Linked DNA regions of Homo sapiens: all the other regions are linked to region 3. Evidence: chromatin contacts called from ENCODE Hi-C or POLR2A ChIA-PET data. All regions are on one chromosome and are shown on one strand. Each heading gives the region's core, a stretch centred on a gene start or an enhancer-like site at or near the end of the contact. The rest is flanking DNA. Distances are from core to core; before and after follow the strand shown.

Region 1 (4,598 bases), core at 98-2,597, 1.6 Mb before region 3:
TTGGAAGGAAAGCTAGAATTCTGAGGGTCTTTTGTTTTCTCACACAGTAAGACAGCTAGAAAAGCTGTATGTAAATCCTGCAGACTTCCTAAGTCATCAGGGGACCCTAGACACCACAGGTCCAACCCTTCAAATGTCTAAGTATTGGGGATTACGGTTTCTGAAAGGAAGGTGGCTGAAGATATTCAATAACAAACTTTCTACCAAAACAAGGAAACATGGTCCATTTTGTTCTTTTTGTCAAACAAGAAAGGGAAAATGATGAGGAGGCATGGATGTGTCCTTATTCACCATTAAGAAGACAAAGGGTGAGACATAACAGCTCTGAAAAGGGAGACGACCAGTTACAAGTGAAACACTATTACTAACAAGATTAGTCAGGTATTAGAAGAAATGAGGCTTGCAACTCAACAAAGGGCAGAAAAGTATAGACATGTCTTTTTTCTAAATGAGACTGTCCTTGGGTGGGCAGGGTAATGTTTCTTGAAAGTCAATGTAATTTGTAAGGCCGGATGCAGTGGCTCACGCCTGTAATCCCAGCACTTTGGGAGGCTGAGGAGGGTGGATCACGAGGTCAGGAGTTCAAGACCAGCCTAGTCAAGATGGTGAAACCCCATCTCTACTAAAAATACAAACATTAGCTGGGCATGGTGGCCGGCACCTGTAATCCCAGCTACTCGGGAGGCTGAGGCAGAGAACTGCTTGAACCCGGGAGGTGGAGGTTGTAGTGAGCCGAGATCGCGCCACTGCACTCCAGCCTGGGCAATAGAACGGGACATTATCTCAAAAAAAAAAAAAAAAAAGTCAGTGTAATTTACAACAGCAGTTTCTAAATATTAAAAAAATCCTTCACACATGTTATATGTCTTACTTTTAAAAAGTTGGATCTCAGCCATACTCTAGAGTACTTGGGTTTCAAAAGTCAGAAAGGAAAATAAAAATAAGGACTCATCGATGGAGTACTGATAAGCTGCAATGTCCTTTGAGTAACTCAAGACCAAAAACCAAAAGATAATGCCAGGAGAAAAACAGGGAAGTGGCTAAATGACAAAGTATCTGAACTTCTGCTTAAGACAAAGGACACAATTACGCAAAAAGCTATGCACGGGAAGATAACATGGCAGGAATGAAAACAGCTATCAATAAGGATAGTAATATTGTGGGTGATTTTTTTCTTTTTGAAAATTTTCTTAAATTATGTTATTATACTGTGTTTTCAGTTTTTAAAAAGGACCGAAAAGTGGGGAGGGGCAGTACAGGAAAACACACCGTGGGAACAGAGTCAAGCACACAGATGGTTTGCGTAAGCTAAATTTTCAGACATCTGCCTTTGTGCAAGACTGGAAAAAGTAGAGCTGCTGTCAACAAGTTCTCTGCAGTGAGAGAGGGGTGGAGCCTGAGAGAAAGTGAACCGTGAAGAAACCAACAATCCGAAGCCACAGGGCTGAAGAACAAATAATTTCTTAGATTAAGTTCCTCATTTATGAGCTACCCCTCTTCCCAAAATGCTTTGCCATCGGCAATGTCTACTACTCAAATAAGGAGACCTTAAGCTGCCCATATGTCTCCACTTAAGTGACTGAGGTTCTCTGTCAGTAGCACTACTTAGCTCTATGCAAGATATCCCATCTCTGTGGGCAAGATATCCCATCTCTGTGGGAGATGAGATATGGTACAATATACTGTATAAAAATCTGGGTGAGATGCAAATGGCCCCAAACCTCCCTTCATTTTCCAATTCCAAATAAAAAAAAGCTTATCATGTACAGAAAACTCATGTAAAAGCAAAGACAATACAGTTGTTCATCTGCTCTACTGCCTTGCTTTGATATATGTTTAACTTTATTTCTGTTTAGTTAAATGAATACTCCTAGGCCTATATTGTTTGCTCTTGCATGTAAGGCAATGAAGGGAAATTGCCATTCACACTGCTTTATATAGTGCCCAGTGTAACGCTATATACACAGTGCTTAATGAATGTGATCTGAAAATGGCAATAGGGAAGCTGAAGACTCAAGAACACTTTGGAAGATAAGAAAGTATGGAAGATATTACAAAACCTCTTCTCTGGTACATGTGAAGAACGGGAAGGTAACATGGCAGGAATGGAAATGGCCCTAAGTAAGGAACTTAACATTGTGGGTAATTTTTTCTCTTTTTGAAAATTTTCTTTAATGATATTATTCTGTGTTTTCAATTTTTATAAAGGACCAAAGTGATTCTGGGGTGGGGGGTAGGGCAGCTCTTCTGGCAGGTGAGAAAGCCCACATTTGTCATACAAACCACAGGAAAGGCCTTATTTGTTCTTGTTTGCAGCCTTTAATCAGGCCTCATGCTAGGGGGAACTTCTTCCACTTGAAAAATTTACTTGCAAAGTTCTATCTGGTGTTCTGTCTTGAACTTCCCTTTTCTGAGAAGTTGGGTGTATTGTATGGGATACTCCCATACATCTACCTTCTGGGCAAACTGACTACAAAAGATGTGGGAAATCTCTTGTTCAGGCACAGTAGCCTCTCTTAGGTCCTATATAAGCTCCTCTTCCTGAATTCTCAGTCAGTTAATTCCACATAGTTCACAGGACCCACATTTTCCTGTTGGTGACAGCAAAAGCTACAACAGACCAAATTATAATTTAATCAACTAGATACAGATTTTAACTCAAAGGTGTAATACATGCAAAACAGAGGAAGGTGCCTATTCTTTCTGTACTCATATAATCTAACTGAGGTTTTAAAATGTGGATGTCAGAACCTATTCTAGCCGGGCAGGGTGGCTCACACCTGTAATCCCAGCACTTCGGGAGGCCGAGGTGGGTGGATGGCCTGAGGTCGGGAGTTCAAGACCAGCCTGACCAACATGGTGAAACCCCATCTCTACTAAAAATACAAAATTAGCCGGGCGTGGTGGCACATGCCTGTAATCCCAGCTACCTGGGAGGCTGAGGCAGGGGAATCACTTGAACCCGGGAGGCGGAGGTTACAGTGAGCCAAGATTGTGCCATTGCACTCCAGCCTGGGCAACAAGAGCAAAACTCTGTCTCAAAAAAAAAAAAAAAAAACAAAACCCTATTCTAAGGACCCAGATTACCAAATCTTTTTTTTTTTTTTTTTTTTTTTCAAAGAGACAGAGTCTCGCTCATTGCCCAGGCTGGAGTGCAGTGGTGCATTCTCAGCTCACTGCAACCTCCACCTCACGGGTTCTAGCAATTCTCCTGCCTCTGCCTCCCGAGTAGCTGGGATTACAGGCGCATGCCACCATGCCCAGCTAATTTTTGGTATTTTAGTAGAGACAAGGTTTCACCATGTTGCCCAGGCTGGTCTCAAACTCTTGAGTTCAGGCAATCCACCCACCTCGGCCTCCCAAAGTGCTAGGATTACAGGTGTGAACCACCGTGCCTGGCCGTTAATTTTTTCTGAAGGTGTTCTAGTTGATTCTGAAACTCAGTTTGGTTTGAAAACTTTTCAAGAATACATCACAGATTTTCATTCAACAGGTATTTGTTGAGAGCTTATTATGTAGCAGGTCCCATTCAAGGCACTGGAATACAGCAATGAACTTTTATAAAAGCCAGGGAATCGGCCAGGCACGGTGGCTCACGCCTGTAATCCCAGCACTCTGGGAGGCCAAGACGGGCAGATCACGAGGTTAGGAGATCGAGACCATTCTGGCTAACATGGTGAAACCCCGTCTCTACTAAAAATACAAAAAATTAGCCGGGCATGGTGGTGCGTGCCTGTAGTCCCAGCTACTCAGGAGGCTGAGGCAGGAGAATTGCTTGAACCCAGGACGCCGAGGTTGCAGTGAGCCAAGATTGCACCACTGCACTCCAGCCTGGGCGACACAGCAAGAATCAGTCTCCAAAAAAAAAAAAAAAAAAAAAAGCCAGGGAATCCCATTACTGGGTATATACCCAAAAGATTCTAAATCATTCTACTATAAAGACACATGCCACATGCACATGTATGTTTACTGCAGCTACATTTACAATAGCAAAGACTTGGAACCAACCCAAATGCCCATCAATGATAGACTGGATAAAGAAAATGTGGCACATATACACCATGGAATACTATGCAGCCATAAAAAAGAATGAGTTTATGTCCTTTGCAGGGACATGGATGAAGCTGGAAAACATCATTCTCAACAAACTAACACAGGAACAGAAAACCAAACACTGCATGTTCTCACTCATAAGTGGGAGTTGAACAATGAGAACACATGGACACAGGGAAGGGAACATCACACACTGGGGCCTGTCGGAGGGCTGGGGGCAAGAGGAGGGAGAGCAGTAGGACAAATATCTAATCCATGTGGGGCTTAAAACCTAGATGATGGGTTGATAGGTGCAGCAAACCACCATGGCACATGTATACCTATGTAAGAAACCTGCATGTTCTGCAAATGTATCCCAGAACTTAAAAGAAAATTTAAAAAAAGCCAGGGAATCAATAGATTTGTGACAGTGGAGGTAGAGAGAGACAAATAAGTAAAATGTCAGGTGATAATAAATGCTGTGAAGTAAGCAGTGGGTAAGAGGCTAAAAAATGACAAGGTGCACTGCTGTTTTAGGTAAGGAGGTGGTCAAGATGATATTCGAG
Region 2 (4,201 bases), core at 1,023-3,522, 1.0 Mb after region 3:
CCACTTCGGATGGTAGATTAGTATCTGCCAAGGAGAGGCTTGACAAATGAAAGACACACATTCTTTACCAGTGGACTAGGGTATTCACACCCATTAAGTCAGACAGAATGGTACCAACGCCAGGGGCTCTTTTAAGGACTGGGGAAAGCTGTCCTTATGACCCCTATTGGTGAGGCTTCTAGGAATGTATGTCACTAAGTATGATCTACCTCATCAAATAGCTTAAAATATTCCTATCTTTCCAGCTCATTCTCTCCAGTACTGTGACTCCACTGGAACCCCCAATCCACTGACCCTACCTCTTTTTCAGTCTCTCAAGTTTCTCATCTCACTTCCCTCCTTATTCTGCCTTAATTCCATGGTCAGTCATTATAATCACACCCCTGCACACATTCTTATCTTTTTTATCTTTCAACTTTATTGAGGTATAATTGATGATTTAAAAATTTCAGGGCTGGGGCCGGGAGCAGTGGCTCACGCCTGTAATCTCAGCACTTTGGGAGGCCGAGGCAGGTGGACCACAAGGTCAAGAGATAGAGATCATCCTGGCTAACACAGTGAAACCCCGTCTCTACTAAAAAAAAATACAAAAAAATTAGCCGGGCGTGGTGGTGGGTGCCTGTAGTCCTAGCTACTCGGGAGGCTGAGGCAGGAGAATGGCGTGAACCCGGGAGGCAGAGCTTGCAGTGAGCTGAGATCGCACCACTGCACTCCAGACTGGGCAACAGAGGGAGACTCTGTCTCAAAAAAAAAAAAAAATTTTTCAGGGCTGGGCAAGGTGGCTCATGCCTGTAATCCCAACACTTTGCGAGGCAGAAGTGGGCGGATCACTTGAGTCCAGGAGTTCAAGACCAGCCTGGGCAACATGGTGAAACCCCATCTCTACCAGAAATACAAAAATTAGCCAGGCGTGGTGGTCAGTAGTCCCAGCTACTGGGGAGGCTGAGGTGAGAGGATCACCTGAGGCCGGGGAGGTTGACGCTGCAGCGAGCCAAAGTCATGCCACTGCACTCCAGCCTGGGCAGCAGAGCAAGACCCTGTCTCAATTTAAAAGGAAAAAGAAAAAAAAAGGATTTCTTTTTGGCTAATCACCAAGCACACTATCAGTATGTGGATTTGTTTGCCCCAGCCTTGAATGAACCAGCCAATGAGGAAATCAGGATGAGGTTCCTAGGGGATAGGAGGAATTGACGGTTTGACTCAGGGAAAGCTCAGTGGAAATAGAGTATCCACTGACATGTACAGGCCAGAGATGCAGGGAAGATGAAAGCACATGCATGAATTATGCTGAAGCTCTTTTTACCTGAAATCATCACCAGAGGGAGTTTCTGCATTTGTGCCACTTGGGCTTCCGTCCTCACTGTCCCCTCGTTGCTGTGCCAATCTACAAGCCACAAAACCAATAGTGCTATCAATTATGGGCTCTAAACCAAGAGGAGTATGGGGGCCTGGCAAGCAGGGTAAGGCAAGGAGTCAACTAAAAATGCTGCAAGGTGGAAGTGCACTGCCTATCCTCATGACAAGGAAAACCCATACAGCAGTGCTGACAAGAGCCCCTTCTCTCTCCAGGCCACTTAACGGGTGGAGGAAAGGCTAAATACCCAGAAGGTTCAAGGAAACTCCTTTAAAAACCAAACTTGACAAGGCCAAGAAGGTTCCAGGAAAGTCAGAAGGAGGAAAAAGAGGAATCAAGAACAGAGGAAAACCAGAGGGTGGGGATGGGGGTGTGTGTGACAGAAATGGGAGAAGTGGGGAGATAATGACAGAAAGGAGAGGGGACGGGAACTGAAATTATTGAGCATGCGGGGCACTGCGCTAAACAAAGGGCAGCCGCGAGAGTAAGAGGCTGGGATGATATAGGGGCAGATGAAGGGCACAGGCATGGTTGGGCCAGGCATACAAGTCCACGACGGGGGCCAGGAAGAGCAGCGGGAGGCGAGGAGCGCCCTTCAGGCCAGAGACCTTGGCTGGGAGAGGAGAAGATGGCTTTTAGGAGCGGCCGGGCCGCTGGGCCGGGGGTGGGGTGCAAGGCCGGGCGGCGGGCCGGGGGCGGGGCCGCAGGGGCGGGCGGGCTGGCAGGCCGAGCTGGGCGCCAGCACCTGCTTCCGCGATAGCTGTAAAGACAGTAGTGGCTGCTGGACGGCGGCTCGAGTCTCCGCTCCTCGGCTGAGCCTCCCTCTTCGCTGCTCTCTAGTTCCTTTTCATCTCCATCCATCGACTCCTGCAAAGAGGGGAGCATTGCGGCGGCCTCTGAGCGGCCCTGTGTCTCCGCCAAACCGCTCCCCTGCTCCCGTGCAGCCGTCGGTATCAGGGCTCGTCCGGCTCCCGGCCCTCGCACACCTGCGTTCCGCTGGTTTCCCCGGGTTCGCAGGCAAGGACTGGCCTGGAAAGGGAGTCTCTTCTCCCCACAGGGGCTGACAGGCGTACTGAGTTCGCCTTTACTGACAAGCTTTTACCATTTATTTTGAACTTATTTTCCTTTGAGACATCTGGGAAACTTTCTATGTGATAAAGGTGGCACAACTACCTAGCCACATGGAAAAGAATAAGGCTACTCGTCTGCCTCCTTGCGCGCGTGCCAGCACGCACAGACACCCGTTTGATCAAAAAGTTAAGAATTTAAAATGAATTTTGTTAAAGTGAAAATATGGGATAATTTTGTTAATTCTTGAAGAGGGTCTTTCCAAACATAACAAAACACTTAGAAGTCATACAGGAAAACGTTTAAAAAAATGACTACGTAAAAACTAAAAGGCCGGGCACGGTGGCTCACGCCTGTAATTCCAGTGCTTTGGGAGACCGACGCAGGCGGATCACTTGAGGTCAGAAGTTCAAGACCAGCCTGGGCAACATGGTGAAACTGTGTCTCTACTAAAAGTACAAAAAAATTAGCCACGTGTGGTGGTTCACGCCTGTAATGCCAGCTACCCTTCCAGTCTCTGCCCATTACCCAGTTCTAACACCAATTCACATTTTCAGGTGTTTGTTTCTGCAACACCCCATTCTCTGGTACCAGTTTTCTGTCTCAGTCCATTTTATGATGCTATAAAAGGATACCAAAGACTGGGCAATTTATAATTAGCTCTTAAAGGCCCCACTTCTTAATAGTCTTACAATGGCAATTACATTTCAACATGAATTTGGGAGTGGACAAACACTCAAACCATAGCGCCACGTGAAGGAGGAGGCAGACTGGAGTGATGTATCTACAAACCAAGGAATGTCAAGGATTGATGGTCATCACCAGAAGCTAGGAGAGGACATGGAACAGATTCTCCCCTAGAGGCTTCAAGAGAGTATGTCCCCACCAGCACCTCCATGTCAACTTCCAGCCTCCAGAACTGTGAAATAATACATTTCCATTGTTTTAAGCCACCGTGTGTGTGTGCATGCGTGTGTTTTGTGTTTTTTTTTTTTATTTTTAGTAGTGCAAACTTTATTCATAAATAAAACTTCATAAAGTTAAAAGCAGGGGCAGTTCCTATTTTTAAAAAGGAATAGTGGAAGGCAACCTGCCATTTCATTTAAAATTACAAGTTAGGTTTTTCAGATGGATAACAGTTGAGATCGTTAAATCCCCTTCCTGCTTCTCAGATTTTCACAAAATAGCACATTAAATCCTCAGTCCTAAGCAATTATGGCAGAGATTCCAAATTGCCTCTCCATATCAAAGTGGATAGCACAGTTTCTTCTCTTGCAATAAAGGTACTCATTTGATGAACAAGTGAGTATAGCAGTCAGATTCTTAAAAGATTGTATTGCAGAAGTTACTGCCATGTCTTCATTCGCAATGGGTATCCTCACCTCTATCTCCCATTCAGTAACATTGTCAGTTTCCTTATCTCTCATTTCAACTACATTTAAAAGAGGATTCTGATTGCGGACAACACATGACAGAGGCATTTCAGATCGGCAGTAGTCTCTTGAGATATACTTGATTTTAGTTTTAAGCAGAAGAACTTCCTGGAGAGGTTGAGTTACCACAGTCATGAGGATGGTAGAAAAACTCATAGTAGATATTTGGCAAAACTAGGTTACAAGGCAGCCATCTCCTAGAAACACTTCATCGGGGTTCATATACAAATTGTGAAATATCGTGGGTTTAATCCTGGCACAGAACCAAAACTGGGTGCATTGTACTTGAATAGCCGACCAGTCCCCAGCACAGGTCCATATCAAGGAATTGAGAAAAAAGAGCCCA
Region 3 (4,132 bases), core at 1,385-3,884:
CCTGTGTGTTCCATGTCCGTGGGCATGCTTGGCAATCTGTTGGGATAGCAATATAATTTGTTAGTTTGTGAAAGAATAATGGATCCTAGTTTTGGTAATTGTAGTTAAAAGATAGTGTTGAGATGTTACAAGTAAACTACAAGCTTATGCCTAATATTCGCTACCCTGAATTCCTTCTCAACTAAATTTCTTTTCTATTCAGCTATGTATGAAGAAGCATTTTAATTTCTATTAACACTTTTAGATGCTAGAAGTTAGCATTACAAATAAATATTAATCATTTTAAGTGGACTATCATGGCTTTATATAGTTTTCTTCCTTTGAAGCGTGCTAGACTTCTGCTTTGAGTCAGTTAGTTCTGCTTTTACTTTTCTGATTCCTTCTTTAAAAAAAAAAAAAAATTAAGGATCATTCTTACAGAAACTACCCACCCTCTAACCTGTCACCAATCTTTACAGAAGAAATGTGGCCTTGAGCTTCTTGCTTCATGTATGAAATAAATGCAAATTTTTTTGGTGGAAAGAGGGGAAGTTTGGTAGCAACCAAAAGAAACTGAACTTCAAATAGAAATTCAAGGTGTTCTTTTTTTTTCTTGGGTGTTCATCTTGAAGCTTAGAATAAAGCTGGTACTTAGAAATACATTTGTAAGTGTATTTGTGAACGCAATTTTACTGTGGTGGTTGTCTCTTTTCATTTATATTTCCCTGGACTGACTGTGTCTTTCTGAAGGCAAAGGCATACCAGTTTTCTCAACCTAAAAATCTGAAGAAAAAAAAAAAAAAACAGCAAATTTCCTCTGAGTAGACTTAAAAGTTCAACAAAAGTTGCTGGGTTTTCTTTTAAAGCATCATTTATACCTAGCATTTTTTCTGATTTTGACATAATTGTAAAAAAAAATGTGTAATAAAATAGAAATAGAGCATCAGGATCTTGATGATTTGGGATGAAGTGGCAGGTTATAAGCATCTCAACAGATAATTGAAAATGTTGAATTTCCGCTTTGGCCCTGAGCTTGCTGGAAACTAGTACAAAAAGGAGACAAGTTATATTATACATTTTTTAAATCTACCAAATGATTGATTTAAATAGAAATGGCATATCTTAGAATTTAACAGTTCCATGTACTGCTAACCCAGCAGGAAAGATTTATAATCATTATTAAGGTATCTTATAATAATATACCAGTTTGTCTTGAGCTACTTTTGAAAGGAGTATTTTATTGTTAGCATTTATTTGAATGAACTAAAAGCAAAACTATATTGTTCTCCTGAGATTTACTAAATGAAATTGCCTGGTTAAGAACCCTACGTATGCTATAGAAATTCTTCTCAAATGTACTTAGGAGTCCTTTTATTTAAAAAAAAAAAAAAAAGGCAGATTCTTACCTAGCTAGTATAGGTAGGGCCTGAAAGTCTTTGTTTCCAAACCAACTCCTAAGCAACATGGATGCCACTGCTAGTCAGGCTTTTGAACATCAAGGTTTTATAAGAAATGGTTGTTATATGTCATTGGCTGACATTTGTATACTATTAAAATACAGAAATTGAAAATAAGAAATGTGATACGTTGAGTTATGCAAACAAAAGTAGCATGTAATAAACAATGCTAACTGGAGACTATATTTCATATTAATAGTAGGGAGGAAAAACTATTAAATATTCCAGGATTAAGATTACTTTTTAGATTATGACCTTTAGTAGACAATTAAAGGCCCAAGTCACTGGCTTTTGTATAATAGTGTTCAGCTTTAATTTTTAAGTTTAGTGACATAAATCTTTGGATATTTCATGATTCTTCCACAAAAAGAAATACTTGAAATTGGATTAGCAAGTAATTTCCATCTTTTTATACTAGACTGGACTTCTGTATTAGATGCTAGAATGATTTAAAGTAGATTATTCTTTTCACATTAGTTCATTAACAGTGTAGTATACATCATAGTATTGGTACACATTTTAACAGTGCTTACCACGGAACAGATAATAGGCCTGCTGTTGATTGTCTTCAGCCAGATGTACTGCAGTGCCCAAATAAACAAACTGTATGACAAAATGAGACTTTCTCTTGCCCTTACAAATGCCTGAGAATTGAGGACTGTTTTTACTCCAGTTTATGCCTTGGAGGCCAGGTTGTGTTATCAGAAGTTTTCTTATATCTGATCATTTTCAGTAGAATTTATTTTCAGTAGAATTTGTAATGTCCAAGCATTAGTAATGAGAAATTTATTTTTTAACTTTTGAAAAATAACAAAACATTTCCAGTTTACTTGAGGAAACCAAACTTAGATCCTTCGTAATCCTAATTTAAAACTCCATGGCGATGGCAAATTTTTTCATTTCTAACTTAAAATTTATGTAACAGGACAGAAAAAAAAAGTATACATTTTCAGTCACAATTCTAGTTTGTTAGTGAGATTCTTACACACTTTGATAGCATTTCCTCGAACACTAATCTGTCAGACGTTAGAAGTGAAAAGGCATAAGAAAAGCCGTATATATATGACCTACCTTACAAAATGCTTGGTCAAAATCTGATTATAACGTGATTTTGATAAACCACTTCTTTTCTTGTCTTCTTTTTAAAGCAGAATAGACTTGGAGAATATGAGCCTTAAAGTAAATCTGCAGTAAAAAAGGATATGTGCAGCTAGTTTTCCACTTTTAAAACCAAACCACAGATGACACATTTCCTTTCCACTGCAACTAAAGCACATGTCACAGGAGGGAAAAAAAAAAAAACAACGAAAAAGCTCCAACTTCTCTAGTTGGCCACTGGCATGACAGGAGGCTTTGTAGAACCAATCCCCGCCTCCAGAGCAGGGAGGGTTTTCCACTTAATGCCTTTTGACAGTATGCTCATTCTATAGGCCTGCTACATGCTTTAGTGTCATTCAAAAGAGGTTTTGAAATGGTATCTTCCATTTCAAATCTTCTCTAAAAGACTTATTTGAAATCTACAGACTGATTTGAAAATGTGAGTTTGGAGTCCATGGGATACTGATCAGATAATGTAACAATTGTGGAACTGCAGCAATTATTTGAGAAAATATCTAGTAAACTTAGATTATATGGGACAGAAAATGCTTTCGTGTGGTGTAGTGTGTGTATACACACACACACACACACACACACACACACACACAACTGTCAAACATCCTGTCATCACCTCAAGTTTAACATGACTGAAACAGACTTTAAGAACTAGGTATGGGCTGAACACGGTGGCTCACACCTGTAATCCCAGCACGTTGGGAGGGTTGACGCAGGCAGATCACTTGAGGCCAGGAGTTCAAGACCAGCCTGGCCAACATAGAGAAAACCTGTCTCTACTAAAAATATAAAAATTAACCAGGCAGGGTAGCATGCACCTGTAGTCCCACCTACTTGGGAGGCTGAGACAGGAGAATAGCTTGAACCCGGGACGTGGAGGCTGCAGAGATCATGAGATCTTGGCTGCATGAGCTAAGATCATGCCACTGCACTCCAGCCAGGAAGACAGAGTAAGACTCTGTCTCAAAAAAAAAAAAAAAAAAAAAAAAAAAAAAAAAAAGAACTGGATATGGCAGCACATATCTGTAATCCCAGCTACTAGGTAGGTTGAGGTAGGAGGATCACTGGTGGAGCCCAGGAGTTCAAATCCAGCCTGGGTAACATAGCAAGACTCCATCTCTTAAAAATTAATTAAATTAATGAAATAAAAAGAACTTTATTTTTTCTTTAAAGGAGGCTGCCTGTGACAGTCTTCTTGTTTCTGTTCATGATAGCAACATTCTAATATCAGAGGCTTAGTATACAACACATCATTTTAATTTAAGTCCTCTCAGTCCTGATCAGACTTTGAATCATGTTGGTCCTTCCTTCATATTGTTGGATCAGTTTCTTTTTCCCTGTTTTTACTGTCAACAGTACTATTTTAGATCCTTATCAGGTCATACCTAGACTCTACAGTGCCTTTTCGGTAGCCCTGAATCCTTCTTATATCTTGTATACATCACTGTCTTTGGTCATACCACCCTTTCTTTAAGGGAAAATAAAACCGGTTGAACAGTTCCCTAATACATACAACAATGATTCAGAAATGTTTGTGTACATAAACATCAGATGAGAAGATTGTTTAAAAATTATAAAAGCAG

The links. A loop is a pair of places that touch in the nucleus more often than their neighbours do. ChIA-PET counts read pairs that join two places held with the same protein, here RNA polymerase II (POLR2A). Pooled maps may share reads with other maps.
Region 1: a map with no recorded cell type shows a loop between it and region 3 (5-fold over the local background). The contact joins the enhancer-like site here to the promoter of EVI2A in region 3. A Hi-C loop is called at or near these places in 1 of 37 single-sample maps with no recorded cell type and 2 of 50 pooled maps. POLR2A ChIA-PET finds 5 or more read pairs at or near these places in 1 of 52 experiments (activated B cell).
Region 2: a pooled map shows a loop between it and region 3 (4-fold over the local background). The contact joins the promoter of C17orf75 here to the promoter of EVI2A in region 3. A Hi-C loop is called at or near these places in 2 of 37 single-sample maps with no recorded cell type and 6 of 50 pooled maps. POLR2A ChIA-PET finds 5 or more read pairs at or near these places in 2 of 52 experiments (CD4-positive, alpha-beta T cell and GM12878).

The regions. Positions count from the first base shown.
Region 1 is chr17:29,721,489-29,726,086 of GRCh38, forward strand. The region is part of intron 3 of SSH2 (slingshot protein phosphatase 2); the gene reads right to left. Among named protein-coding and RNA genes, the nearest start is that of SSH2-AS1, 84 kb to the left of the region's middle. RefSeq lists a silencer at 2,189-2,288. Within about 2 kb of position 1,348, at least 21 of the 41 ENCODE cell types and tissues checked have a DNase peak (open chromatin) inside an H3K27ac peak, as active enhancers do.
Region 2 is chr17:32,339,901-32,344,101 of GRCh38, forward strand. It overlaps C17orf75 (chromosome 17 open reading frame 75), which reads right to left and starts at 2,273. Exons shown (of 10, transcript NM_022344.4): 1 at 2,100-2,273; 2 at 1,304-1,384; 3 at 1-38. The coding sequence starts at 2,239. It also overlaps the pseudogene OOSP1P2. RefSeq lists silencers at 1,303-1,485, 1,980-2,059 and an enhancer at 1,954-2,840.
Region 3 is chr17:31,318,988-31,323,119 of GRCh38, forward strand. It overlaps EVI2A (ecotropic viral integration site 2A), which reads right to left and starts at 2,635. Exons shown (of 2, transcript NM_014210.4): 1 at 2,508-2,635; 2 at 1-36. The coding sequence starts at 26. All of the region lies in intron 36 of NF1 (neurofibromin 1), which reads left to right.